Linked DNA regions of Mus musculus: regions 1, 2, 3, 4, 5 and 6 are each linked to region 7. A link is a loop called in an ENCODE intact Hi-C map of the cell type or tissue named here. Cell type or tissue: heart. All regions are shown on one strand. Region 1 overlaps Gm34799 (a long non-coding RNA gene). Region 2 overlaps Qk (quaking). Region 3 holds the start of Qk (quaking). Region 4 has its middle 110 kb from the start of Gm34972. Region 5 has its middle 11 kb from the start of 1700110C19Rik. Region 6 has its middle 52 kb from the start of Gm34972. Region 7 holds the start of Gm16168 (a long non-coding RNA gene).

The links. Hi-C counts contacts between places; a loop is a spot of excess contacts. Peaks named below come from ENCODE experiments on the same cell type or tissue, not always from the same donor. Only the 100,000 strongest peaks of a DNase experiment are listed, where the experiment ranks them.
Region 1: it touches region 7 in a loop (6-fold over the local background); 7 of 42 quality-filtered maps call a loop at or near these places.
Region 2: it touches region 7 in a loop (3-fold over the local background); 3 of 42 quality-filtered maps call a loop at or near these places.
Region 3: a loop joins it to region 7, with 7 times the contacts of the local background. A loop is called at or near these places in 20 of 42 quality-filtered maps.
Region 4: it touches region 7 in a loop (3-fold over the local background); 5 of 42 quality-filtered maps call a loop at or near these places.
Region 5: a loop joins it to region 7, with 3.0 times the contacts of the local background. A loop is called at or near these places in 13 of 42 quality-filtered maps.
Region 6: a loop joins it to region 7, with 7 times the contacts of the local background. A loop is called at or near these places in 5 of 42 quality-filtered maps.

Annotation. Positions count from the first base shown.
Region 1 is chr17:9,891,716-9,895,715 of GRCm38, reverse strand. The region is part of intron 1 of Gm34799 (a long non-coding RNA gene); the gene reads left to right. Among named protein-coding and RNA genes, the nearest start is that of Gm34799, 13 kb to the left of the region's middle. In heart, CTCF peaks have their summits at 291 and 1,596 (motif pointing left); DNase peaks (open chromatin) are centred at 255 and 685; H3K4me3 peaks cover 203 bases; H3K27ac peaks cover 2,391 bases.
Region 2 is chr17:10,220,792-10,224,791 of GRCm38, reverse strand. All of the region lies in intron 4 of Qk (quaking), which reads left to right. Among named protein-coding and RNA genes, the nearest start is that of Gm34972, 77 kb to the right of the region's middle. In heart, no CTCF peak of the experiment used is centred here; no DNase peak of the experiment used is centred here.
Region 3 is chr17:10,318,703-10,322,702 of GRCm38, reverse strand. Qk (quaking) reads left to right here and starts at 3,342. Exons shown (of 8, transcript NM_001159517.1): 1 at 3,342-3,971. The coding sequence starts at 3,830. It overlaps Gm46608, which reads left to right. Exons shown (of 1, transcript XM_017317774.2): 1 at 1-3,052. The coding sequence starts at 2,358. The coding sequence ends at 2,984. It overlaps Cahm (colon adenocarcinoma hypermethylated RNA), which reads right to left and starts at 2,784. Exons shown (of 1, transcript NR_037588.1): 1 at 1,562-2,784. In heart, a CTCF peak has its summit at 2,441; DNase peaks (open chromatin) are centred at 2,852, 3,382 and 3,942; H3K4me3 peaks cover 3,577 bases; H3K27ac peaks cover 3,819 bases.
Region 4 is chr17:10,036,438-10,040,437 of GRCm38, reverse strand. No RefSeq gene overlaps it. Among named protein-coding and RNA genes, the nearest start is that of Gm34972, 110 kb to the left of the region's middle. In heart, a CTCF peak has its summit at 1,660; a DNase peak (open chromatin) is centred at 2,247; H3K27ac peaks cover 1,007 bases.
Region 5 is chr17:10,333,371-10,337,370 of GRCm38, reverse strand. No RefSeq gene overlaps it. Among named protein-coding and RNA genes, the nearest start is that of 1700110C19Rik, 11 kb to the right of the region's middle. RefSeq lists an enhancer at 197-3,808. In heart, a CTCF peak has its summit at 1,775; DNase peaks (open chromatin) are centred at 1,330 and 2,190; H3K4me3 peaks cover 1,561 bases; H3K27ac peaks cover 3,673 bases.
Region 6 is chr17:10,091,863-10,095,862 of GRCm38, reverse strand. No RefSeq gene overlaps it. Among named protein-coding and RNA genes, the nearest start is that of Gm34972, 52 kb to the left of the region's middle. In heart, no CTCF peak of the experiment used is centred here; DNase peaks (open chromatin) are centred at 1,642 and 2,202.
Region 7 is chr17:10,491,194-10,495,193 of GRCm38, reverse strand. All of the region lies in intron 4 of Pacrg (PARK2 co-regulated), which reads left to right. It overlaps A230009B12Rik (RIKEN cDNA A230009B12 gene), which reads right to left. Exons shown (of 2, transcript NR_077237.1): 2 at 2,137-3,900. Gm16168 (a long non-coding RNA gene) reads right to left here and starts at 1,996. Exons shown (of 3, transcript XR_003952273.1): 1 at 1,585-1,996. In heart, a CTCF peak has its summit at 1,808 (motif pointing right); a DNase peak (open chromatin) is centred at 1,893; H3K4me3 peaks cover 460 bases; H3K27ac peaks cover 3,249 bases.

The sequences.
Region 1 (4,000 bases), 600 kb after region 7:
GAACAGTTGCTTGCTTTGAGCCCACAGTTACTACCACGGTGCTGTAAACTTGAAAGACTTATGCTTGGTCGCGTTCCCTCTACTGCACCCCTACCTCCAAGCTGGGTTTGCCCAGCTAGGGACTGGCAAGTGGCAAGCATGCTCTTCACATGAGCTCTGTGGCTATCTCTCCCCTTTATCCAGTGTTGTTATTTGAGTGCCTCGTAATTAGCTGCTAGAAATAGCTCCCATGTGGCCTTGCTTGGGCGAGGTATGCCTGCGGGAGTGAACGTTCCTCTCCTGGCCTCTGTTGAAATCACATTCCCAGGGAAGAGGCGGGGCTGAGAATGAGCCCCAGTGAATGTTGCCCTTGTAGGAGACTGAGTACTTACATTACACAGTGTTCTCTCCACCCTTGACCTCTGCTAGTAGTTCATGGCAAGCACCCAGGGCTCACTCCGAGAATATGAAAAGTCAGTACAAATACAACCCAAGAAAGAGACAATGGCATCTTCACGTAATGTTGATATTTAGTGTGGACAAAGCGATTCACATTCTTAGAATCTTCAGCACAGGATCAACTGGAAACTTGAGCGTAGACTATTTGTTTTATTTATAGACAGAGTTATGGTGTTTCAATAGAGGAATGGCACCCGCCTGACAGCCTCCCCTCATGACTTGCGTCTCGCGCCTGTGTTTTGTGCATTACACGTAAAGCCTCTTAGGGCTGGGAAGGGAATAAGTTGTTCCACTCTCTTGCAAATGTCATCATTCATTAGCCACTTGCACCTGTCTGGTGGCAGTCTCTCTCCCAGTGGGGATGTGAGCCCCTTCTAGAAGCTATCATCCTCTGAAATAAAGCAAGAACGAGAAGCGGCCTGTGTGAACTTTCTACTTTGCAGCTTTGGGCTGGCATGGCTACTTACTTTCTTTCTAATCATTCTTGCTCAGAGTGGTGCCTCCCAAACTCTGAACCAAATATTTTTATTTAGTTACAATTCAAACTGTAAGTAAAGGGCTTTTGATTTTGCAGGGGAGAAAGAGTGGGGGGGTGAAGATAAAAGTATTTGAGGAAAAAGTCATCTAGATCACATGTCTACCAGAATACAGCTTCCTCCAACCACCACCATCACCCTAATTGTAGAAATCGGTTTCGCAAAGTTCAGTCTGTCATCTCAGGAGAACTAATTCATTTCCATTTACCTCTAACTTTACTCTCACGTTTTCTCTTTCCTACATTAGTTTCTTTAATGGAAAACTGGCACTTGTGAGTTATCAACCATTTAGGAAAATCATTAAATCTCTCAGTATTTTTAATGTGAGGCCTATCTTTTGATGTTATTTCATAAAAAATACTCTTTGCTTCCTTGTGTATTACCACACCCACCCCTTTGGATTCGCTTGGTTAGATATAAAATAGCGCACAGGATAAGACCTAATAATAAGATTTTGTCACAGATTATCCTCATGGTAACATTCCTGAACCATGACCACACATTTATGCTGCACTGTCCTAGTGGCCAGGCTATGTGACTGGCTTGTTATTTGTGTAGCCATCTTAACCTTGAACTGTCTTCTAGCATTTCATAGTCTGTGCTGGGGGACAGAGCCCCCTGCTGGAAGTGTTGGGGGCTTGCCTTCGCGCTGGAGCCAAAGACCCCTCCCAAAGACTGGAGTTCAGCAGGCAGCAAGCACAACCAATGTCGTAAAAAGTGTGTGGCTGGCTTCAGTGGACGGTACAAATCAATATAATCTGGATTGTTGGTTCAAAAACATATCCCTTCCTTTTGAAAGCTTTCTGAGAAAGAAAAACATAGGTCCATTTAAACCGATCATCCTTCATTTGGTTCATTAGTGATTCCTAGGAAATTATTCTTTATGTTGATAGTAGTCTTGAATAAAAGGGTTTTCTTATAGGTAAATGCTAGAAATGGTGGATCCAGTATAATGAAGTGTAGCTTTTTAACGTATTTGAGCTTCTCAGGGTTGGCCAAGTGAAACCATTTTCAACTAACACTTTTCTCTCAATTTGTTTGGCTGTGGACTTTTATCTTTTTCCAGTATTCTTTTTTAAAATTACCTGTTGGTGTTTTTTTTTGTTTACTTTTTGTGTGTTCTTGCTTTCTTGATACTTTACATCAGATTTGGAGCCATCCGGGTTTTATGAAGATCATTTCTCCTTAGTGCCCCAGCACATTCTTTAGCAACGTGAAGTTTTGGTAAACATGGCTTAAGAATTGTCCATGTTTTGAGCTCACGGGGAACCAAGTCCTTATTCTGTGTATAGGAGGGCACTGTCACCCAGCTGTGGGGCCCAGCTCCTCCGAGAAAGTCAAGAAGGCACCACTGTGTTCACGATCCTGATGGCTTCCTACTTAAAATGTCTTCTTCCTCGGGGGCTATGGCTAGGCACATAATCACTTTGCAAGCTTGATAACAATAACGGGGAGATTCTCCCTAGAAGGCACGGGAAATGTCACGGGAAGGTGCTATTTCTGCTTGGTTTCTGTTTGAAATATTCGCACAGCTTTGACTGCTCAGATTGTATTTTAGTCTCTAAGCTCCCTTGCCTGACCCAGTCTGGCCATTTCTCTATTGTGGCTTTCTACTTCCTGTATCAATGAAGATGCTTCGATGTATGACCTAGATGTTAGTTCAGAAAGCAAGAATTGACCTGTTCTCTAGTAGCTTTTAGAAGAGAGAGTCCAAGATTGTCCCTCAGCGGGCACGGTTCAATGAGTGTGTCCCCAGCTTTTGTTCTTGCGGGAACCACACAGCTGGCATTCTCTATTGTTTAATTCTGTGAAGCATGGTTAGGGTCAGCACTATTAAGGTCACTCAGAGCCCACAGGGTGGCCTCCCTTACTCCTTCATTCCATAAGGATTCTGGCCTTTAGGAAGCATAAGGCTTCACTCAGAAGATACAACTTACTTCTCAAACCCCCATCTCCTCACTGCCGTAGTCACTGAGACGCAGGAGCAACACCTCTCTGCTGACGCTGGATCCAGGGAGGTCCTCCAGCGCACCACAGGACAGGAGAAGGACAGAGACTCCCAGCAGAACTCCCAGACAAGCCTCCTCTGAAGTCTGTCCCGATTTTTCAGTCTCCCCAGTCAATGTGCATGCTTTCTGCCTGTGGTCCCTGTAGGACAGTGTGATACGCAAATATGGATGAGAGCAAATCTACAAACGTTAGACGTATTAGATGCTTGTTTCTCCCATACTGGAAGCACACCCCATTCTGAAAACAAAACAACTTTCTGTAAAGTTTTTTTGCATGACAAACACTGACCAGAGTTCCACTTACTATTCCCTCGGCAGTTGTGACCACCAGGCTCTCCGGTGCGGTTTAACGGAGTTCCGGCTAGAATTCCTTTCTCCTCACCTCTTCCAGGTACTGAGCTCATACAAACTCTGTTACCGTGGCAACAGTGTGTGAGCCCCGCTGTTAAAGTGTACAGCCTCACTGGGCACTCTAACTTTTTCTTCTGACTCTGGCTGCCTGAATTCTGTCTCACCTGGACCAGAAAAACTGCCCTGAACTCGTAAGGGTCCCTGCAAAAGGCAAATATGTTTTGTCTCCAGCACACCCAGTTCTCTTTACTCTAACCAGAAAGGTGAAAAGTCTCACCTTAGCACATTTGTGAGACTTCCCCTGGGAAACCATTTGGAACCTTCTAGAGTAGTGGTTCTCAAACTTCCTAATGTTGTGGCCCTTTAATACAGCTCCTTGTGCTGTGGTGACCCCAACCATAAAATTATTTTCGTTTCTACTTTATAACTGTGATTTTGCTACTGTTATGGATTGTAACATAAATATCTGTGTTTTCTGGTGGTCTTGGGTGACCCCTATGAAAGGGCTACTCGGCCTCCAAGGGGGCGAGATCCACAGGATGAGAACCACTGCTCTAGCGGGTCTTCCTGAAGTTCCCTCAATGGCTCTAATAAACTCCTACTTCTATGCTGTCCCTGACTGGGCTCCTCCCATTAATTATTGTGTCCCCTCCTTCGGGAACACAT
Region 2 (4,000 bases), 270 kb after region 7:
TCCTTTTGGTAGCAGTAGCACATGACTACATCGTTTCTCTGTGTCTTTTTCTTATGGTACTTGTAGATAAAGCTAACACACACACACTTCAGTGAGTCTGTTCTATTTACTACCAGTGGACACTTATGTAACTTAAACATTATTCTAGACCTTGAAGCCTTCAGTGGTCCTTTTGTTACAATAGTATTTGAGTTCTTTTCCTTTTACATTTGTTTGCTTGTATACACAGATTAATAGGTCAGAGGTCAACTTGGAGGAGTTGGTTGTCTGTTTTGACTGTGTGGTTCCTAGGGATAGAATTTAGGTCATCATGCTTGGCAGCAAGCGCCATAACTAATCAAACCGTCTTAGCAGTCCTCCTTGATTTCTTGATGTGCTTTTTAGTTCTTTTTAAGTACTTTTTTTTTCCTGATAGTATGTTACTAATTTCATAAATTCATTTAGTGTCACATTGATTGACATGCTGTACTATATAATATTATAAAGTCTCAGAATACAGACTAGACATAGCACAGTGTGTACAGTTGTGGCCAGACACAGGTGACCTTATATAATTTTCCCCTTTAAAGCATAGTTACTCTGGTGCTGCAGGCATCACGTTTAAGGTGACACTGTTCAGGCCCCGAGTTTGAGCTCTAGACTTGATGTATACTCTAGTAGCTAACTTAAATGGTTGCATCAAGATAGATTATTTACAGTGCTAAGTAATTTTACACTTAAGAACTTGAGGAATAGACAAACGTGGTGCATATGTTTAATCTATTACTATTACTTGAGAAGCAGAGACAGGGAGATCTCTCTGAGTTTGAGGTCAGTCTAAAGACTGTCTCAACAAAAAGCAAAAATAGCCAACTTCCCCTTCCTCCTTTCCCTCCTTTTCTTCTTCCTCCTCCTAGTACTAGTACTGATGATGAGGATGAGGAGGAGGATGAGGAGGATGAGGATGATGGGACAATTTGGATTTCAAAAATAAAATGTTTTACTTTCCTACAGGGATGTGTTATTTTCATCCTAAATTTGCCTCATTCTTCAATTGTGACTTAACTATAGCTTTTGTTACTAAGGAAAGTAAATGCTTCATTAAGACAATGATACATTTTTTTCTTCTAGTTTCACTGTAAAACAGTACAGTCAGTGGCAGAGCTAATAATGGTGCTGAGTGCTTCACAAGTTATTAAGATTAAATTAAATAATAAATGCTTAGTTCTTCATAAGCTATAAACATCTAAGACTCTTTGCATGCGAAATATTTAATTGAATGATTTTCCTGACCAAGGAAAGTTTCAACAGTCTTGGACCAAAACAGCAGTACACAAAACCTAGCCTTGCCTGATAATGCAGTCAAGATACAAAATTGTTCAAGCCTTCCCTCAGAAGTTGTGTGATGTTTTAAGTAACTTTACTGTTTGTGCTAAGCCGCATTCACAACTGTCCTCAGTGATGTGAGCAGTAGGCTGCATGTTGAACACACTAATAGATGGAGCATTATTTACATGTGGGTTTGAATGTTTAAAATTCTTCTGGTTAGATAAGTGTACTTCATGCTTTCTACCATAACTTGCTGATAAATTGTGGCCACTAAGACAGGTGTTACATTTAAGGAGAAAGTCAGAGGGACTAGAAAATAGTAGGTGAAGCTTTTTTCTTAACATGCCTAGGACTTTTGACTCATGAATTTGTTAATGAAATAGCAATTTAACCTATGCTTGAATTGAGTTGAGGACTTTCGGCAAAGATAAGCAAGGTTCTATAACCTGGTTGAAATGATGACACTCTGCATTCTGTAGGAGGCTTCTTCAGTCAGAAGGATGAAGCTTTTCTGGTGCTCAGTTTGTGAGGGTCCTTTAGTGTTAGATTTAGCACAGAAAGAAGCTTCATTCTAGTAGGTGCTTGTTCATCATTTCTAAACAACTAAACTAGAAGACCTGTAAAGGAGCCATGGGAAGGGAAGAGGAAGCAATTGGTATGGATTCTTAGTTTTATTGTCAATCTTTGGATGAGCTTAGCACATACAATTAACCCTCTTTTGGACAGACTTCTGTCTGTGAAAGCTTCTCAGGAGACATGAAGGTTTTGAAATCAAGGAAAGTTTAAATGACCTACAACAAATAATTGAGCGTGACTGTCAAATTTCATGTAACCTTAAATTCACAGAATGAGATTGGTGATGTAAGAAAAGAAGATGTAAACATGGTCACAAAAACAGTCTGGGAAGTTCAGGTCCTGTGGAGTGGTGTTGGTAAACTACTTACCTTCTGTGTCAGTCAAGAAAATGTGAACCATAGTAGGTACTAATTCAACAGAGAACTTAGAAAGGAGTTAGCCAAAGAACTCCTGTAAACTGGAAAGAAAGAAGACAGGCATACTATAATATAGATTTAGAAGCAGGTATAACCCCAGCGCTAGAAGATGAAACGTAAGAGGTTTTACTAGGTTTTACTATGATTAGATCTTAGACTCTGAGAAAGTTCTATGCAACATTGGTATTGAAGCCTCTGATGTGTTGCTGTTTAGCCTCTGGAGCTTAAGGGAGTTAGTTGGACATAGCAGAACAAGGGAAAGTTCTGTTATTAAAATTGCTTATAACTTAAAAAGAGACCATGAGTTTGAGATTGAGGTGTGGTAGGAATTTTATAATTATGTTTTAATTTAAAAATGAAAAAGAATGAAAATGAGATTTCTAATAAAATGCCACCCCTTTTCCTTTACTCATTTCATTGTCTTTTACTTCCTCCAGTCTCATAAAAATTCCTAGCTTTTTATATGAGACAGTCAGTGTTTCCTCCCCCCAGACTCCCTTCCCCAACTTCTACTCTCTCACATAAACACAGGAAAGGGAATTTGGGGGAGAGTTGTTTGGGAAATATTTACTGGTTATGAAAAAGTAAAACTGAAAAGGCAGCATGTGTCTGTGTATAATCGATCTTTTCTTAACAAAACAGCATAGATTTCTGTGAGTGTCATCAGACGAGTCTGCATTCTGTAAAAGTACAATTTGAAGGCCATTGAAAGATGATAGCATCTCATGGTGCTTCTAAGCATGAGCCTGTTCAGTTTTGAGGCTGAAAAGAACCCCACTGTAGTCAATTCTCAGGGCTTTGAACTTGAGTTTTGGTTGAAGAAAACATTGGAAGTGAGGCTGCAAGAGAACTGTCTCCATCTACCATGTAGATCCTAGGATGGAGCTCAGGACGCCGGACTTGGCAGCAAGTATTCTCACCTCCTGAGCCATCTGACCAGTTTCCAGTTCTGTTTTAAATCACCTAAAGTACTAATAAGTAAACATGATTTTCCTCATTTTTTTTTTTTAAATTTGAAGCCTTTGATGGATTCAGAAGATAATTCTCACATAAAGGTATTGTAGGAGTGCTGAATGTGGTAATAGCACTGTACGGCTGTAATGGTTAAAGCCTGAGGGCTCTGTCTCAGGCATCCTGCTTAGGAGCCTGTTCTGCATCATGACTTTGTAGAGAAGTTAATTTATCTGAGTCTTGGTGATAATGTGTGTCAGTATCATGCTTTATTATGAAGCATGGCGCTTTGATGATGAAGATTTTATGTCTCATTCTAATAAAGTGAATAGCATTTACACTTTCATACTTTACAATAGTAAAACCCTTTTAGGCCCATGGTATTTGACCTGTTATTACTTTGACATAGCTTGTTGCCAAACCTCACGACATGCTTACATCTCATTGTAGCATATGCATACATTTAAATATATGCATACATTTAATATATATATTTATATATTTATATACACATACCAATCTGTCATCCACAATTCCAAAAAGTTCAGAAAATTGTGTTTGTAACTGTTTATTCTATGTAGTATATATGTTTATATATATATATATATATATATATATATATATATATATATATATATATATATATATATATATATATATGATTATGCTGTTTGTAGTGTTCTGATAATCTTTGTATTTGCTTATGGAACTCATTTGTCCTATGACTTTACAATATCACATTTCGATAC
Region 3 (4,000 bases), 170 kb after region 7:
CTTTCAAAGAATATTGGAACAAAGAACCATCATACATTGAATGTGCAGTTTTTAGTTCTTATAAAAAACTCCATGGCAATAAAGACAGACCTGCTTGGAATATTGTTAAGTTTTTACTCTAAATGTGGAGAGATGCAACAAGCTAGTAGAGCCAATGAAATTGAACAGAAAGCACATTTCCACTCCTAGCTAATTAGTATAAAAATGAAGAGCCAATTTTATTGTTAATAGACGAGTTTTCACTGAAAGAGCTATTACAAGGATCTTCATATACCTGTGTATACCTATCTTCATGTACATTTATCCTGCACATTTTGAAAACTGTATTAGAATGTTTGCAATAACAGGACTGAAGGATCTATAATAATTGCTGAGATTGTAAGCTTGAAGGTACATATCTCAATAAACTTTGTAGTCTACATTGCATTCATCATGTTGTGTGATCAATACATGTGCACAATGTGCAGAAGAGTGGGAGACAGACAAAGATGGGAGCCTATGGATGAGTGCCTGGGCAAGGTCAGTGGCCCCAAAGGCCATGTGTTCACTTGCTGTACAGTCCTGGACTGCCTCCACTAGCCACTAAGCTGTTCCTAGGCAACCAACCATCTCAGTTCAAATATGGCTACTCACACCTCCCCACGTGTCGGGGGAAGCACTGAAGGAACTAAATCAGGTAAGAATTTTAACCTCAAGTATGCAACTAGCTAATGACACTCCTCTTTGAACACCAAAGTCATGAGAGCCTACACATGTGCTGTTGTTGGGGTTAGGAACTCTCAAAGCGTGAGAGTCTCTGATGGCAAACAAACTGACGCACAGATCTGACATGGCATGTGAGAAATGTGACAGAAACAACTAAACATTTAACAAAAAATAGAGGTGGCATATGGGAGCTGGAGTGGGGCTTTTGGGCAACTAGGGAAAACTTTACAAGGGTACACCAAGCCCAGAGCCCTACAGATGCCAAGCATGTGTAGAGGTCAAGACACATGAGGAGTCCATCTAGTGAGCTTGGGCAGCAACATCTCTTGGGGCCTAATAGGTCTTGGGAAACTCTGGATATTTTTTTTCTTAACCTGAGAAATCAGGCAAAACTAAGCAGGGGAAGAGAAAATGCACTAAATGGCTACTATTTCCAAGTGATGGGTCCACCAGGGATTGAGCCATGGTGAATGAATATTGCCTATTATTTTCATTCAACTACATTATAAAAGTGGTTGGACATATGGGTCAAAAATTATGTAACACTGTAATGAATTCAAAGGATTTACTGGATAGGGTCAGTAAAATGGGGATGGGGGCACTCTGGTATAAAATATACATGGATTTGAACAGCAGATAGGGCTCATTGGCTATAGTGCTGGATAAAATTATTCAGTTTCCCTCTTCCTCTTCAGGGGTTTCCTCTTATGTAAAACTTGGGGCTGCCAGGATTGCCTAAGGTACAGGACTGCTCTGATTGAGCTATAGAGGGAGAGCAGTTACCAAAGGGCCTATAAGTGTGACCAACTTACAAAGGGGACTTCTCTTGCACAAACACAGACAATGTATAATAATTCAGTGACAAAATATTTTTTAATAATATACAAGAAAGAAACCTCGTTTTTTTCTAGATTCTGAAGAAAGATTTAGAAAATGTAGTAACAGCTTTTTGATCAAATTATTCCATGCTTTCACTAATTTATTGTTTAGAGATAATTAAGGGATTATCTATAGTACTAAGAACTACTATAGCCATTGTTGGAAAATTAAAATTATTTCAATTACATGTTAACTTTGTTCATCATTTGCTCTAAAAAACGTAGTTTAATGGACAACTAGAAAACCAAAACCCAAACCAACCCAAACTGTAGTCTTTAAATAAAATAATCAGAAGCTACTGGCCAGGAAAAGAGTAAAATTGCTTTAAATACCGTTGGTACCACACAAACTTCGAAAATGCTCTTTAGAAATCGCGTAAATCAAAGTTTAAAACAACAACAACAAAAAAAGCAATCCAACTAGCCTGCTTACGTACACATTTAAAATACAGTGAGATGATTCCCAGAAAATTATAGCCAGGGCCAACTCTCAAAATGGTTAATTTGACAATCTTGTCTACATTTTAATGGAGCATGTTATAGAGAACTTGCAACAAAACAGGGATGATGCAGATTTAATGACCGACAGCTTCTATAAATCGCAGGACTTCATTGCTGCAATTCGGAACATTGTTTCCGAAACAAATGTAACCGGCAGAACTTCCTCTACACGCCATAGAAAGCCCCTGTCCTGGCCCTCTGCCTGTCATTTATTTATTTATTTTTGTCAAGTAGGTAAAAATAGGCGTTGGCCACTTCGTTTTTTCCCCGAATATGTACTCCTCACACAGGCTCCCTTGTGCGGGGGCCGCACCGCTGAGGAGCCAGCGCCTCCGCCACCAGGGACTGGAACCTGCGGTGAGGATTAACGGAACCGCGCGTCACGCCGCATGGAACAGAGCCCGCCCGCACGCCCGTGGGTGCGCACGCGTGTGCCGTCTCCGCCCACGGTCCGGGGCCGCCTCGCAGCCCACGGCAACGCGAGGCCCGTCACGCGTGGCGCTGGCTCCAGGGGAAACCTCACTGGAGTCCCTACCGCCGGAGACACTTGCGGTGTGGGCGCCCACGCCAACTCAGTCCGCCGCCACCTCGCACCCCAAGCGATCCGACGGCCGGGTTTCCCGCCCCGCGAGGTGGGCGCCGCGCCAGAACGGTTCGGTCCCGCTCCTCCGTCCGCAGGCCATCTTCGTCCCGCTCCACCCCCACGCAGGCGCGCTCCAGGCCCGCTTCCCCCCCACCCCCCGCCCCCACGGCGCGCTCTCCGCCAGGTGGGGCGGAGCGACCCTCGGAAGGGGCGTGGTCACAGTCCTCGACGCGCGCACGCGCTCTCAGCCTCTCGGCTACGTGTCTGGACACGTGACGCCCACCCGAGAGTCCCCAGTGAAGCAACAGGACGTTTAAAAAAAAAAAATTTTTTTTTTTTTGAGGGGGTAGCGAGGAAGGTGGACGAAGAGGTTTAAGAAAAAAAAAAAAAACCCAAACTATAGTAACGCGCGCGGACGCGAGGCCCGGGCGGCGGCGAGCGCAGCGCGTCGCGGAGAGTCCCGCCGGGATTCCTCTCAGCCGCCGCACCCGACCGCGCCCGCCGCCTCAGCAACAGCGCGCCGACGAGCCAGCGCCGCCGCCCGCGTCCCCCTCAGCCGCGACCCCGGCCCCGCGCGGGCGGCCACCGGCGCGCGTCCTCCCCGCCGCGGCCCGGCCCTGCGCCGGCCGTCCCGCCCGAGCGGCCAGGGGCGGCGGCGCCGCCTGAACTGAGGCGAACTCCGCCGCCAAGTGAGTGAGGAGGAGGAGAGCCGCGGAGGAAGAGGAGGAGCGCAGTCGGAGCGCGGCGGCGGCGGCGGCGGCGGTAACGCGGAGCGCCGCGGCGGACAGCACCGCAGACTCGCGAGCTCCGGCGCAGGCGGCGCGACCGGCCGACGAGCGGCCCCCCGGCTCCTCGCGGCGCAGCGGCCCCGCGCCGCGCTCGGCCCGAGACCCGCCTCTGCCGCCGGCCTCGCGAGGGGAGCCGCGCCGGGCGGCCGAGGAGCGGCGGCCGCGGCGCGTCGGGCCGGGCGAAAGTGCCTGCGGGGGGCGGGCGGGCGCGCGGAGCCGGCCGCCCCGGGGCTCGGCGCGGGAGCCGGAGCGGGAGCCGGCGCGGAGCGGGACGCCGCGTCCCGAGCGGCCGGCGGCCGGAGCTCGCCCCCGCCCCTCCCTCCTCTCCTCCGGCGGCGGCGGCGGCGGGCGGAGTGAGCTGCGGAGCCTGGAATATGGTCGGGGAAATGGAAACGAAGGAGAAGCCGAAGCCCACCCCAGATTATTTGATGCAGCTGATGAACGACAAGAAGCTCATGAGCAGCCTGCCCAACTTCTGCGGGATCTTCAACCACCTCGAGCGGCTGCTGGACGAAGGTGAGGCGCCCGGCCCCGGCGCGGCGGCC
Region 4 (4,000 bases), 450 kb after region 7:
CCAGAGATTCCAACTGAACTGCTTAGGACAAAGGGCCTTCAAGGGAATTTTTGTAGTTATTTAATTCTGTGGGGAAAACAATCTTTGGTTTTGCTATGTAATCTTTTTCCTTTTATAGGATGACAGCCAAGTTAATCTAACTATGAGATTTTAAAATTTATTAATTTTAAGGTTTTTGGAATGATTTTAAAAAGTAAGTTTGATAAAGAGTAAAGATTTTTAAAACAGTAATCACCTTTTGTGACTTAAGATTTAATCTAGCTTTTTTCAGGGCTCAACAGTGGGCTCCAAGCTCTGCCCGTTTGTACTTGACACCTGGTAGATCTTCCTCTGTTACATCTTTCCTTGCTGTTTTCATGAGAAACCCTGAGCTCTTCCTCTGACATCTTAGTTCTTAAGAGTTGGCATAAGCACAGACCGAACTTTTGATGTGTCTCCAACACTCACTGTTTAGAAAGCCCCGGAGTTCAGTCCTTTAACATCCTTTAAGATATCCCTCAGCTCAGAAATCTGTGGGAACCAATACTTCGTGTTTGTCAGTTGTCTGTTACTGTAACAAGGACCAGTGATAATCAACTTACAAAGAGAAAAGGTTTTTCTTCTTCTTTTGGGCTTTCCCTTAGGATGTTCTAGTCATGACCAGTGGGTTCTTGTGGCTTTACTACTGCAGTGGCTCATCCTGGTGGGAGCCCATGACAGAGCAAAGCTGTTTACCTCATGGCTAGGGCTTGAACTGGAGAAAAGCAAGAGACCAGAGTTCTCTAATCTCTGTCAAGAGAGCACACACTCCTAGGGTGGTTGGTATTGGTTGTCATATTACCTGTGGTGGGAAATATTCCACGTGCTGGGTGATGTGTTTATAAAAAGATAAAGAGGTAGGGGGATATGTTCTATGGAGGTGTGGTGAGGTATGAGGGAAGGGGATGTCTCAGGGGACCTATGTAGAGGCATCCCCCCACCCCCCAGGACCAGCCACAAGACAGTATAGTATAGAATAGAGTTTATTTAGAGCATGGTGAAGGAGGGGGAGTTAGGAGGGTAGTAGAGGCAGAGAAAGGCAGAGAGAGAGAGGGAGGGGGGAGGAGAGAGAGAGAGAGAGAAGAAAGAAAAGTAGAGAGAGAAGAGAAGTAGAGGCCAGCCATGGCCACGAGCACATGGAGAGAGGGGGAAGGGAAGGGAATGGGGAAGGGAAGAGCAAGAGCAGGAGAGAAGCAAGTGATCAAGAGAGCAAGAGGGGGAGAAGGGGTCAAGCAACTTCTTTTAGAGTGGGTCAGGCCTGCCTGTTGTTACCAGGTAACTGTGGGGTGGAGTTTGAATAGAATGCTAACACTGGGGACTTGGACTGGATGGAAAAGAACAGTGAGTTGAGCAGCACTTGTCTCCCTCTGCCTTCTTACTCTGTAAGCACTGTATATAGTTCCCCTAAGCTCTTGCTGACATTGCTTCCTGCCACAAGACTGTATCTTCTAGAACCGTAACCCCAAACCAACCCTTTCTCCCTTAAATTGCTTTTGCTGGAGATCACACCTATACTACGTGGGCCTTTGGGAGTCATTTCAGACCCAGAGCATAGCAACATCCATACAACGCCACTGTTTCTTCCGAGTTATGAATGTTTCATTAAAGGAGCTTGGTCATTCTGGGATTAGTGCTTAGCTCCCTCTGTCCCTCACATGTGGCAAATGCTGCCAGGATTGAATCTCACAGGAGAGGATGTTGTTTGTTTGCGTGTTTGTCTTATTTTAAATTGTTTTGGGCAATGGAAGTTCTGTAGCATTCCCACACTTGACCTCTCTGCAGTGTCTCAGTAGGCAAAGCACTGGGCTGGTCCTGAATTTAAGAGGGTCTGTGAAGTGTCTTCTGAAGTTTCCTCATTTTCTTCTTACTCTGAACTCAATAAACAATTATTTCTGCCATCCTTTCTATCATTTGTCTCCCTCTGAGCTCCATTGAGGCTCAAGGCTGGCCAGACATTATGGAGGTAGTTTCTCTGGGTGATCGCCTGCAGACTATCAGTCTTTCCCTGGGAGGGTCTGCATTCTCTTTACAATCTAAACAACCAAACCGGACTGAAATCTCAGTACTGTTTCTGGCCTATAAACAGCATGCTATCTTTGGTTCACTTCCTGACACCTCCCCGGGCTGTTTGGGTTTTTACAAACATCCTCATGGCTCAGGAAGGGTGGGCTGAATTGTTTAGGAGTTCAAGGAGTTCCGAAGTCTTTCCCTTCAGTCGGTCAGGCTGGATTTTAAATGAGTCAGGCCAGGACGAATGGGCACTCCTAGGGGAGGAGAATGAGAAACCGGGCAACAGCAGAGACGACAATCCTGCCTTCAAGTCCTGTCCAGGGAGCGTCGGTGAAAGCGATTGAGGTTTATTTCTAGCAGGTGTGTTCACAGGCAGCTGTTCAAGGGACTAACATGGGCCAGCTCAGGACAACCTGGGGCCCATTTTGCCTTGCCATGTCTTGTCCAGAAAAGCACAGCTGCAAAGATACTTTACCAGACAGCAGTAGTCACACACGGACTCAAGAATCCGGACAGAGACAAAAGCACATGCATAATCCTCTCAGAGAAGTACAGACCCACCTCTTCCCTCCATTCGTCTTTTCCTTCCCTGTTTAAATGGAAGGGCAAAGAATAAAGCCTCAATGGGCTGTCTTTCTGTTCTTCATCCCTGTGATAATAGCCACTGTGATACTCCGAACAACAAAAAAGGAGCACAGGGCTGAGGCACTGGGCCAAAAGGTCAAAACAGAGTCCCTGATTTGTCCCTGAGAAAAATATGTGACTTTGGGGAGAAATTTTGGAGCAACTGCAGATCCATGTGTGTGCAGTTGGAAACATGTACTACATGGAAACACCCACCTTGAGGCCCACTGGACAAGTGCAGTTCCCACCCGTAGTTGGTTTCGGGAATGCCCAGGTTTCAGCTTTGATGCTCTCTACACTGATAGTAAATTTCCAAACCTAAAATAGATTGTAAACTCACACATTTGCACATATCCACTTCTCTGCCTCATTAATGCATCTGAGTGCTAATGAAATGTTAGCACACGGTGATGTAGACTGAATAGACTTTATTCCCAGGAGTTCACAGTGCTGGGTCGTTAACATGCCTGAGTCCCAGAGCTCTGAAAGGCAGCTTTGAAAATGGTCTAGAATGGTGATGTACTGGCCAAGCTGTGTTTGCTTGCTCTCTTCTGGGTTCTCAAGCTTCTAGAATTGGTTCCACTGTGCATCAGTTTTCATTCTGGTCCAGTAATTTTTATGGCTCACATCGAAACTTCAGCTGAATCTTTGTTTATCAACCACTTCAACTCTTTTTTTTTTTAAAAAAAGATTTATTTATTTAATGTATGTATGAGTATACTGTAGTTGTCTTCAGACACACCAGAAGAGGGCATTGGGTCCCATTATAAATGGTTGTAAGTCACCATGTGGTTGCTGGGAATTGAACTCATGGCCTCTGGAAGAGCAGTCTTAACCAGCCCCACTTCAACTCTTGAGTATAACATCTTTAAAGGAAGATGCTGGGTAACTAGTGTCCAGCAATCTTCCAAGGCACACAGGATGTTCTTGGCCTATGTGAGTGAAATGTACTCTGCTTTTTCTCCTCCCTTGGAGAGCAATGGTTCTTCCACACAACCAAGAGCTTTATAATAGCTGAACTCGAGAGGCAGATGCAGGCAGAACTCCATGAGTTTAAGTCCAGCCAGGACTACATAGTGAGACCTATGCCTCAAAAGAAAAAAAAAAGCCAAGTAGTATAAGTATTTGCTATTGGGCTTTAACACTGGGTCCTTACTAATAACTGGATGAGAATTCTCTCTTATCTCTCTGTTATTTTTTCCTTTAATTCTTTTCCAGGAGATGGTCTTTGTAAAATAGGAATGATGCTTCCTGCATATTGCTCACAAGATAGAACCTATGGAGATTGGGTTGACAACCATCATCTGTCATGCCCCAGAGCTATGGGCCCCTCCGGATAGTATTAGAC
Region 5 (4,000 bases), 160 kb after region 7:
GCGATTTTATGGGTAGTAACAGTTTCTGTGATTGTGTAATTTTCCTGGACAAACGTGTACCCTCCATGTTCACATGTTCATCCCTAGCTCCCTCTGCCCCATCAGAAAACGTCACTCTTTCCCGACCCCTAAGGTTATATCTGAGCTTTCATGGAACCTCATTCTAGCACATTCTAGGATGTTCTACTCAAGGATAATAGAACAGGGGCCTGACCTTCCTTCTTCTGTGAATCTTACACTTTAAAATACAGCCCCTCCTACCACCTATTCCCATATAGGTTATTTTAATATACCACTTTTAAGGTGAAGTTAATTGGTGACATCGTTCCAGAAGAATAGACACATTTCTTAAAGGCTCATAATTTACAGGAAACCAAGTTATGGTGGCACAGCCAGGATTTTAGCACTGGGAAGGCAAAGGCAGGAGGTTGGTTACGAGTTCCAAGTCAGTCAAAGGTACCTTAGGAAGAAGACAGCGTGCTCAGAACAAGCCAGTAAGCAGATCGGCAAACTCGTCAAAACGCCAGCCAAAATAAAAAAACACACAAAAACTTGGGATGAATTGTATGCGCTCTGCTCACTGGTTCTAAAAGCACACTTCGAGTCAGTGGGGAGCTAGCTCTCTGGAGTCCTTTGCAGATCCTAGCAAGGCCAACTGGAAAGATCACCGGAGTAGAAGCCACAACGATAGACAACCACAAAGTAGTCGTGTTTACAAACTCAGTCCTATCACCTCACAAAATGGCGACAGAATCTGTACATTCTTTTGATCAAAGCTACGCAATGCTCACTGAAAACATTTACTAAATATTCCTACTAACTCGCACTTTTCCACGAAATGCCCTGGTGCAGAAGCACAAGAAATTCAGTCTTTCTCCTGTGCGGAATGTTTAGGAATCACATAGTCAGGTCTGGGTGACAGGGCAGGGTGGGATCCTGGGGACATGTTTTGAATCTTCCAACATGAAGTCTTAGCTCTCTACAACTGACTTACAGGCTGTCACGGAGCTGCGCAGAGCTTCTAGTGTGTTCAAAAGGAAGCTAGGGCTCAGTTTCTGCTTTGCCTCCCTTTGGCAGAGCTAAAGTTTGGGCCATGACCAGGCCTGAGGTAGGATTTCCTAGTTTTTTTTTTTTTTTTAGCATCCTAGGAAGATAGATGAGCGGAGCCAAGGTTACTTGTTTCTTGCATCCGGAACGAGTGTTTTAAAGTAACAAAACCTTAATCTTTTTGGATATTGAGACCTACAAAGGAAAATAATCAGCATTGTATGGATGACTTCAATAGACTAGCTGCCTGCAGACTCCCCCGCCTGGGAGTGACATTGAGGGAGCCCTCAGATCTCGGTGTCTGGAGACGCGAGCCAATGGGGGCTAGGCAGACGATTCTTTCTGGTGCTTGATGTTCCGGACATTCCGACGTCCCCGGTTCATTTCCAATGTATGAATACATCACTCTTTCTATTAAGATACCACGAAGACCACCTGTTACTACAGGTGATTTACATTCCAAGCTAGAATTATAGATTCCTTTATGCAAACATATTTAGGGAGAGTTCACTTTAAGACGGAATTTAGCTCCCTAATGAAAACAGCGCATAAAGGACCCTAACAGCTTCTGCGAGAGGTCCAGACTCTTAACTGGAGAAAGTGGGGCTTAAAAGAAAATGCGGGTAGGTTCTTTGTCTCCTAGGAAACTCATTTCCGACTTGGGAATCGGGCGAGTTACTCCCCTGCCTCACGCACATTCCTACCCGCTCCAGAGCGCTCCAGCGGGCAAAGATGGAACTCTGTTCTTTCTTTTGTGTAGCCCGACCGTTTGTTTCTCTCCTGACAACAGCTTCTCCTCCCTTCATCCTCCCCGCTTTCTTCCGGGCCTGGGAACTGCGAGGCCAGGAGCTGTGTGGCCGTCCCTTTGCCGGGTTTCGGGTCCCTGTGCGCAGGCACGCATTCATTAGCGCCACAAGAGCACCAGAGTCCCGGACACCTCATAAATATTTAGAGGTTCCCACCACCTTCCAGAGAGCCAGGGGGAGAAAGAGAATTTAGTGTGGAGTTGGTCAGGGTAATATGCATGTGAATCAGAAGTGGGGACAAAGGATGAAAGGTGCTGGAAACTCCAACAAACCCGTGATCCCCGGGGGTCATTCTGCCTGTTCCTGCCCACACTATCCCGGGCCGGCCTTCTTCCTGCGCATGAGCGGACTGAGCCTGTTTCCGAAGACTGTTGGCAAAGGATGTGTGCTCTTTGTTCTGTCCCGCTCTTTCTTAACAGACAGGTTTGCTTTGCCCTCTCCACTGCGCTGGCGGCTGCCTTCTCCTTTGCCACCCACAGAAGTGAGGCATGAAGATCTAGGGGTCTACACTAATACGTAAGGCAAGAAAAGGGAACAGAATGTGGCTGTGTCGGGGAAAACGTGCGCAAAATCAGCCTGTGGGTTAGACACAATACATCGACACTCACTATGGAAGGTTGAAAAACTTCCATAAATGTTCTGTGCACAGAACCCAGAATCCCAAGAGAAAGTCTGCACGCAAACAGCTACCTTGACACCCACACACCCTATGAAGCTTTTAAAAACTATTTTTAAACACTCCTCCTGGCTTTTATTTTGGGAGGTCTGGAGTGCACAGAGCAAGGGAGAGAGCAAAGGCTCAGAGCTCAAGAGAGGAAGCTAGAGCAGTCTTCCTTTCTTCCTAAAGCACTGTCTCACAGGAAGGATGACCAATGGCCTTAAAGCCTGGGAGTGAATACAGGGGCAGTAAAGGATGGATTGGCCAGGCTAGTTTTCATCAGAAAGGAAGAGGATGGCAACATGGAACTAAGCAGCTTTGGGACAAAGACTCCTCTGTGGAAAGGGGGTTGCTTTAACCAGGTAGGAATTTTAAGTCAAAGCCTTGTAATACCTAACAGTGGTTGAGATGAAACACATGGATTATAGGTCTTATGAAGCATCCTGCTTAGTTTGGGGTACACACTATACAGCAATGAGAGCCTGAATAGTTAGCAATAGAAAATAACTTACATCCTAGTTCACATTTTGGAAATACCTGGGATTGCAACTATGTTGCTTTGAACGAAAGTGTACAAATATTACTAGTTAAATCTTACTATTAGGAAACATCGGAGGAAATGTGCTAAATTTCATAAAAACTTCCAATTTGCCCCAGTTCACTACTTACTACAAGAAACCTTCAATCAGATAGAAGCTCACTGAAAATTAAAAGGAATCTGGACAAAGCTGGTAAACTGGTACCTTGCCCTTATAAGCTGGTGAAAACTAGCTCCAATCACCTTAAGGCAGGAGGAAGTTTATGGATCAGGGTGACAGAAATGTGAATCAACCGTAATGAGCTCAAGAGCCCCAACAAGCCACAGGGAAATGCTCTCTTCAGCTCTGCTTTTTCCTGACTTCTTCAGCAAGCCCCTCACCGAGCTACCAGGATTCCTGAAGCATCTTTATCTTCAGCCAGTAATCTGCCTAAACAAGGGGCCCTGTTTTCTGCTGACAGCTTCAGCAGCACTTGCCACTCTTGCTTTGGGTCAAGTAGTAGCTATCCTTGAACCAGTTACTGGGACCAACATTGTGTGTCCCTCCACTCATCGTGGACTGCCTGCTCAACTTGGTGACTGTGGCAATCCATTTCTCTGAGAGGGGAGAGGGAAGTACCTCTTCTTACAGGAAGGTAAAGGACAGGGCGCCTACTGGACAGGTACCACCAGTGACATCACTCACATTCCACGATTCAGTACTGGCCCTTTCTCCAGCGCAGGGTCTATCTGTGGCCTGCCAAGCGCATGTTGGTGAAAATACAACACAACCTTATCTGGGCTACGGGATCGTGGCAAGGGAAAGCTCTCGAGAATGGCCTTTGCCCATGCTTTCATTGTGGGACCTGTGTGGCTCCTACCCAGCTGGCTTGAATCAGTCAGGCAATGATGGAGAGCAGAAAAAAAAAAAAAGGATATTTGCAGGCCAGGCCTAGAAGGGGTGCAACCAGT
Region 6 (4,000 bases), 400 kb after region 7:
TGGCCTGGGAGGGGATTCAGGGAGACGGCAGAATGAGAATGTACTCAGCTTGAAAAGACGATGTTCTTTGTCTTTCCATCTCGTGGTATCCCTTGGGTGGGTCTGAGCAGCCTGGGTCAGAACACAGAGTTCAGGACCACTAGTTCTCCTTGCTGGTCTCTAGTGCCCAACCCTGCTGAAATAGAAGAGCAGCCTGGAATGTTCTCAACCATCCCATGATGCTCAGGGGTTAAGGTCATCACCCTGAAAAATCTCTTCTAGTCTTCAAGCAAACATTAGAACTGTGGAGGAGGCTCCTAACAGGCTGTGGGGATTTAGTTGCATTTCAGGTGATGGTCTGAAATATTGGTTTTTGGCCTTCCTCTTTTAATAATAAATTAAGCCTCGTTTTGAGACAAATTAGCTATAAGAGTACTTCTCCTTTCAAGCTGTTACTGTGAATCCCACAGAATGTTCATATGCTATTATATCACGTGAAACAAATTTCATGGTGGTGCTCATAGTAGAGTGTGCATCAAAGTAGCATCAGTTTTTTGTTTGTTTGTTTCTTTGAATATGATCATGGCTCTAAAAATCATAGTACCTTAACATTTAGGTTTTCTGCATCTGGAAAGACAGTGCTGCATTGTGGTGATCTAAGTCTAACATGTATCTGGGTCAACTGAAATGAACAGATGACACAGGGCTGCCCTTCAGCTCTGTTGTCCCAGGCTTTATCCATCAGTCTTCACGTTTGACCTTGTATAATTCACAAGCATGTGCTTATGGTCTTTATGGAGGAGCACTGGAACTAGGAAACTTCTGGAGTAGGGGTAAGGGTCTCAGAGAAACCCTGGTTTTTCTACAGCTGAGAACCTTCTTTCTGGTTTTTGCTTCCTTTCTCTTCAGCTCTTCTTGGATTTCCTGTTATAGTTCCTACTTTCATAAAGGCCTTATTTTTGATGATGATAATGACAGAGATGAAATAATCTTCAATAAGTTCAAGAAAGGTGCTACCATCTCCACAATGCAATGTATTCCTAAGACCTAAGAAGCCCATGTGTAGCTGGAACCCATCCTAACAGCAATACAGAAAGAGTTAATTTATTCTTTGCACTGCATTTCATGCATCACACTGTGGGACTTGTCAGTGTTGTCATTTCTTTCAGATGCCAAGAGCTGACTTCTTATGAATGAAGGCTCTCAGGGATCAGTGGTATCAGGTGATTATGTGCGCACCCCTGGTCTGTGAGATACCGGACAGGGATAGAACATCTCTGAGAGAGGTCCAAGATGAGAGTGGACCAATGAGCAGGAAATGAGGCAGAGTTGGTTGTTGTTTTTAAAGGGACAGTGTGCGGAGAAGAAATCCTTTCCTGCTTTCCATGTTGTAACTATTGGCAGGATATAGAATGCCCTGTCTTTCTTAGTGTTGCTTAACTCAAGTGCAAAGACCTCAGAGTCTGCTGAACAGTTGTTAGTGCTTTCCCTGTCCATGAGAGTGATATCACCGTGTTTGGGTTGAAGTTTGTAGGCAGTTAGAACTCTTTGTCCCCTCTCCCAGGCTTTGAGGAAATGCTGTGTTTTGAGCATAGATGAGGAAGACAGATGCTTTTCCCATCTCCACCCACTCAGTGACTTTGCCAAGTGACTAGGGATGGAACCTAGTTCACCGCTGAATAGCTAGCTGCTGCCAGGGCAAGGCCAGGGACTCGGCATGGTCAGCTCTGTGCTACTAAATAGTGGGCTCATCTTTTATCAATTAACTATCAAGCCAGATGTGGGAAGGAAGGAAAAGACAGGCGTGGGAGAGATCCAGTGGCCTGTTCAACTTTGACTTTCAGGCCAAACAGGGTTTGCAAGGGAGGGGAGAAAAATATTGCAAATTGACTGAGCATGCTGATATTTGCTAAATTTAGAGGCATTTATGTTCACCAGTTCTGAAGCAGTTTTGAAGCAAATCCAACTCATTTTCTGGCAGGAAATAATACTTATGGGAGAGATTTTTTGGGGGGGAGGGGAGGACTAAGTTGTGGAGATATTTCAAAACTTCTTGGCCACCACCCTTTATTATAATATCACACGAGTGTAAATGGAAGGAATTAAATGGTGAGAACACTAGAAAGGTGGAGTTTCTGCTGACTGACAGGAACACAGCTGTTTGATGCTCACCCCGGCCTCCTTGGCAACGGGGCTGACCCGCAGCTGAAGCTTCATTTCCTCTTTCGGTTGTGCTCAAATATAGCCTCTTGAAGGCTGTCATCAAAGCCAAGGGCTCTGGCTGCTGTGTGGAGCTGGCCTCATTTCCCCAAGAAAACTGGAAACGGGGAAAGTGTCGACTCAGCACTAAATCCACCTGGAGATGGGTTGGAGAGATGCTTGCTGCTATTTGGGATGGGTGTTAGGAAGCAGTCAAGTGTGTCTAGCCTTGGCTAAAGATTCAGTGTAGTTAGAGTCAGTTTACTTCAGCTCCAGTCAGTCCCTCCTCGAGCTTACACTGTGCCCTGATTTTTTGTAGGGGAAAGAAAACACCCTCCATGCCCGACACCTGCTAAAAGCCTTCCTTCTGTGGAGTCATTGTGATCATCAGAGGCTTACAGAGATGGAGCAGTTGGATGCAGAGGAGGGTTGAAGCCATACTTTCTCTGCCTTCTTATTTCAGGAGGGCACATGGCCTGGAGGGTTCACCACTTGATCTCTTCTTTGCAGGGTGTACAGATAATTGGTATTCAGAACTGGGTTTCTTACAGATAAGATTTGAAAGCTTTATTTTCCCTGATAAGCTCTGCCATAGACTGCTTTGTCTCAGCCCTGTGGCATCACGCTAAAATGTGAAGAGGAGGATGCATTTTCTAAGGGCTGTACCGAGTGAGCCAGCAGACATGTGACAGGATTATACCTCCAATTGCACATTTTTAAGCCCTTTGAGACAGAATCTCCTATTCATCAGTTGGCTGTGAAACTTAAGGTCTTTCTACCTCAGCCTCCCAAGTGCTAGGATTATAGGTGTGGGCCATGATCATATCATAGTGTAAAATATGGTACAACTTTTAAGTTTTGCAATTTAAAAAAAAATTAATGACTTAGAAATCCAAGTTCTCCTTAAAATTCCAAAGTTTCTTAAGTGTGTGCTCTTATAAAGTAAAAAAAAAAAAAAAGACATCATATGGTTTCTTATTGTAAGAGGGAGAAACCAGGACATAAAATCAGATTAAAAAAAAAATCTAACATTGTAAACTCAGTGTCCAGTGTCTGGGACTCATTAAGGATCTTCTGGGCTCCAACCGGGTTGAACAGCCCTACCTCTCTAGTTCTGCCATATGTAGCACACACATGACTTCTCTCGTGGGCTCAGACCATCTTCACTCAATACCTGCTGCTGCCTTTAGAAGATGTTCCATGGACCTGGCATCTCCAATATCCTGGAGTTTCTACTGTACTGCACTATCACCAGCCTCCTGACCTTTCTTTAAAGACCCTGACTCAAGCACATTGGACCAAGCTTCAGCTTCTCTCCATGACACCTTCAATTCTTTAGCTTTCATGGCACCAAAACCAGCATCACATTTTAGAGATTTTATATGTTACTAAGTTTTGCTTCCAGCTTTAAATACAGCCTTAGCCACCTCTGGACCACATTTTCAGTACAATGACTCTGAAGCAATATGTTTCAGAAGATTTCACATCAATGATGCTTATCTTTTATGAATCACAGCTTATTCTTCACCCTCGATTAACAGGCTCCAATTGTTCCAGTAAAGCAAAAATTTTACTTCTAGAGATTCTTAATTCAAAAATATCATATGAAACTCCCTAGTAGAGTTTTCATTCCCTTCTGAAACTTCAAAAATTAGAATTTGTTACCTGTGTTGCTCTCAGCATTATTTTCCAAGTTTTCTATCATAGCTTATTAAACTTTAAGTACTGTATGGCTTTTCCAGCTCAACATTTCAAATACTTTCACAAACTTCCCTCCAAAACAAAAAGGTCAGGTTCATCATAGAGACACCCCACTCCTTGT
Region 7 (4,000 bases):
ATCTCACACTGCATAAAAGCACCAAGAGACCTACCTAGCTGAAGAGAACACTCCTGAAGCCTGGACTGCAACCGAGAAAGTCCATGCATTTCACCTGACTATCAAACCTACACAGCTGGGAGAAATATACTCTGGACTGTGTAAATGGAGCCTCTGAACCTCCATTGCACATTTGGAGCTGGGCCACCTTGTTCACCCATGGTGACCTGGAGAGGTGAGGGTTCTGCCTTTTCTTTTTGGCTTTTGTGACCGGCTAAACCATTGTCTAGGACCTGTAGGGGCGCCAGGGCTCAAGCCCCTCATCCAACCTTCATTTGAGAAGCAGCAGGTCTCTGACACAGATCACTCACTCCCTATGTCTATGGCTGGCTACCATCCCAACTATTGAGTATGATACTCCTTCGTCCCTTGAAGGCAGGGTTGACCTGTAGTTCCTGAGGCCATCACAGTAGTATCTACTCTGTAAATCTCTCATACTTGCAGGTGGTATGCCCAGAAGCCAGACAAATGAGACTTCTCACCCTAGGCCACACATGCAGGGCCCTCCAGCCCAGGCTGGGCCACAGCCCTTCTTTTCCCTCCTCTGCTCCTGAATTCACCTGGCAAGAAAGAAGTGCTCATTCCAATCTGCCTAAAGCTGCCCCAGCCTCAGAAAGTCATCCAGCCTTGCATCAGCTTTGAAAGCATTCCAGTCACCCCGCTATTGGATCTGATCATTTAACCCTTCTAAGCCACACATGGCTCCGTTCTTTTCCCACTTCCTCCCTCTGATCTTCCATCTGACGCACAGTTCTAAGAGATTTAAGCTTTTGCTCAAGGTTAAGTTCTCATGGCCCATTTCCTGTGTGCTCTTGCTTCTCTAGGAGAAGCAATCACTTGATTGATAATTTCTGAACAATGGAGATAAATACATTGCATTTGGGAGGGCTCACGCTTAAGGTTATTGGCAGGTGCATTTGTCAACCTATCATGGTGGCTTCACAGGACTTTTCTCTACATCTAGCTCTGGTGGCTTCTATTCTCCATGGTAAGCACCATTTGCCACGTGGGTCGTCACAATATTCTGGAGAGACTCAGTGGCAAATGCTGCTCTCAAGTCTCATTGTGTTTCTCAGTGGACTTTATAAGGAATTCCTTCCCTTTACTTGTGAGGTTCTTTCATTCTATAGGGAACAAAGCATGGTTTCTTTAGGTTGGAAATAGACACCAAAAAAAAAAAAAATCCAATTTTATTTTTTCTAAACAAATTCACAAGTTATTAACAAAGATGACACAAATGATGATAAATGTATACCTCTCATGGAGTGAGCATATACAAAATGCTATGTATATTTCTATCCATTTCCACTTAATTTTCATCTTAGCTCTTTAAAGGCTGGGGCTCTGAGCTCTTATGCACCAGGGACAAATATTCCAGTGATAATCAGGGAGTCTAGCTAGGTAGGAAGGGAATCTTTGCAACACAGAGATTGATAGCCTCTCTGTGAGGTCAAAGCAGCCCCCCCCCCAAAAAATCTTTGAGTCACCTTGGCGACAACCGTGTGGCCCACAGGAGGCAGACACTGGTCTCAACCTTGTACCCACCTGTCCTGCTGCTGCTGCTGCTGCTGCTGCTGCTGCTGCTGCTCGAACCAGCGCCAGTTTCCTGCTAGTTGAAAGCTGCTCACTGACCTTTCTGCCATCATGCACAGACTGTCCCATGAATGAAGGGTTAAAGAGTCCAAGCTTGCAAATCTCAACAGGAAACCCTTTAGGAAACTTTTACCTACCCCTTAGCATCTCAGGGTCACATACGTGGCCTAGCTGGCCACTTGGGGACAGCAGAGACTCAGGGCAGCAAAAGGGAGAGCAGAGACAGGAGATGAAAGAGCCAATTCTCCATTCTTCTATGGTCCCCAGAGATGAACACTGTGACCTTGTTCCCAGTCTCCAGCCAGCTGTCCTTCCTCCCCCTCCGAGAACACTCCACCCCCAGGACGTGTCCCTGGAAATGTATCCTCATGTGTTAGAGAGAAGGAATTGGGGATGATTTGCTGGTGATGGGAGTGGAGGGAGAAGAGAAGAGAAGAGAAGAGAAGAGAAGAGAAGAGAAGAGAAGAGAAGAGAAGAGAAGAGAAGAAACAGCCATGAATTTTTATGAACATTCTTTAATCAATTAGACAGATGCGTTTTATTATCCATAAATTAGCTGAAATTTCTATTTTGATTTTGTTTTCTCCCCACTGGTTAAAATAAACGTGGTCCTTGCTCATTGAATCAATGCCCTGGCATCTCATAAAATACCTTGAGTTCCCTTGCCAGCAGAAGGGAGGATCCCCAGGGCTAGTGTGTCGGAATGCTTAGGTTGCTGATTGCAGAGCCCCAGAGATTATGGACTCCATTGTGTATAGCCTGCAGCCCAGAGCCCCCAGTTGAGGACAGTCCAAAGTTTCAAACTTTGACCGGAAGGGGGCTTTAAAGATTCAGGGTCAATGTCCAATGAATTACCAGTGTTCAGCTCAACTAGGCTACCTACAAATATTTTTTAGATCTTTATCCTGCTTAACAGATGTTTCCTGTACTGAATGTTGGAAGCCAGCAGAAGTTTTGTTGGGTCCATGAGCTTAGGGGATACCTGCTGTTTCTACCAGTGGATTGGTAACAACTCTCACCCATTTCTAAAAATTCCTTCTTATGAAAGCAGGGAGCGGCTGAAGGTTGGTAATGAAGTCTCTAACACTCAGAGGCTTTGCCAAGTCCGTATTTTAAACTGCATTATCTCTCTGTGAAAATACAATAAAATAACCGACTTTGAAATGTTCTGTCTGCAGACTCAGTCCAAACCAGGCTGGTGTTGAGGGTCACTGTCTTCTTCCACAGCTGCTTCCTGGGACTCAGGACACACCCAAGAATAGACTCTGCTCAGGCATCCCTTACAGCCAACAGATTTCAGCCAGATTTTCAGATTTGGTCAAATTCCATCTAGATAGGCCACATAAAACTCCTATGTAGACACTGATATAAATATGAAATACATTGCAGTCTGGATTTAGTACATCATTTAGATTTCACAAATAGCCTTACTGTGAAATGTTTGTCTTCTAGACAAGCTGAAAGCAACAGATCCTAAGCAGCTCGCTCAGGGCCACGTAGGCCTTGACCGATAGGGCACAGTCCGATCTTAGGGTCCTCGATGTTAGTTCAGAATCTTCTGCTGTGTGCTAGAGGAGTAGAGGCAAGCACTGTGGGAGCAGAGACGGGGAGACTCTGCCTGTCCTCGGCAGTTGATGATCCATCATGGAAGAAATGCGAAGGATTGAGAATTAGAGCAGCTGTGCCAGTTGTGTTCTGGAACAATGGCCGAATGAGAGAGGAGTGGTCAGGCAAACAGCTGAGACGGCCATAAAGGCAGTCATCCCCTGGCTCGGGCAATAGTAAGGGGACATGCTGGCCCTGAGAGCACCTTCATCCAGACAAGCAGCCCAGGGAGAGTGCTTCGGTATGGAGGGGCCCCCGAAGCCGAGCCACAGTACTCTAGATTTGCCTTGCAGGTGGGCTCAGGACATCATAACTGTGGCCCAGAAGGCTTGGTTCTGAAAAGGAAACAGTGAGAACTGCAGCCAGCACTTTGGAGTTGACTTAGCCAAATCGAAGCCGCAGGGAGGTGCGTAGAATAGAAGGCTGGTGGTGGTCTTGACCCTCAAGGCCTGGTCTGGAGACTAAAACTCCTGCCAGCTCCTCAGTCTCCTCATTGGCAGGGGCAGCCTTAAGAACCAACCTGGCGTAATTCAGGGTGAGAATTGAGTAAGAGTCAGGAAAGACTGAGAGAGCACAGAAAGCCAAAAGAAGAAAACTTGAAAACTCCCCAGTAGTGATAGGTCGCCAAATGGAACTGTTATGTGGCCTCTCTTTTCATTATGCCTGTTAAGTGGATCAAATGGTCTACGTAAGCTCCTGTTACATAGTAATTAAATGAAGTAATGTCCTGTGCCCAAAATGATTAAATATGTCTCTGAAATTA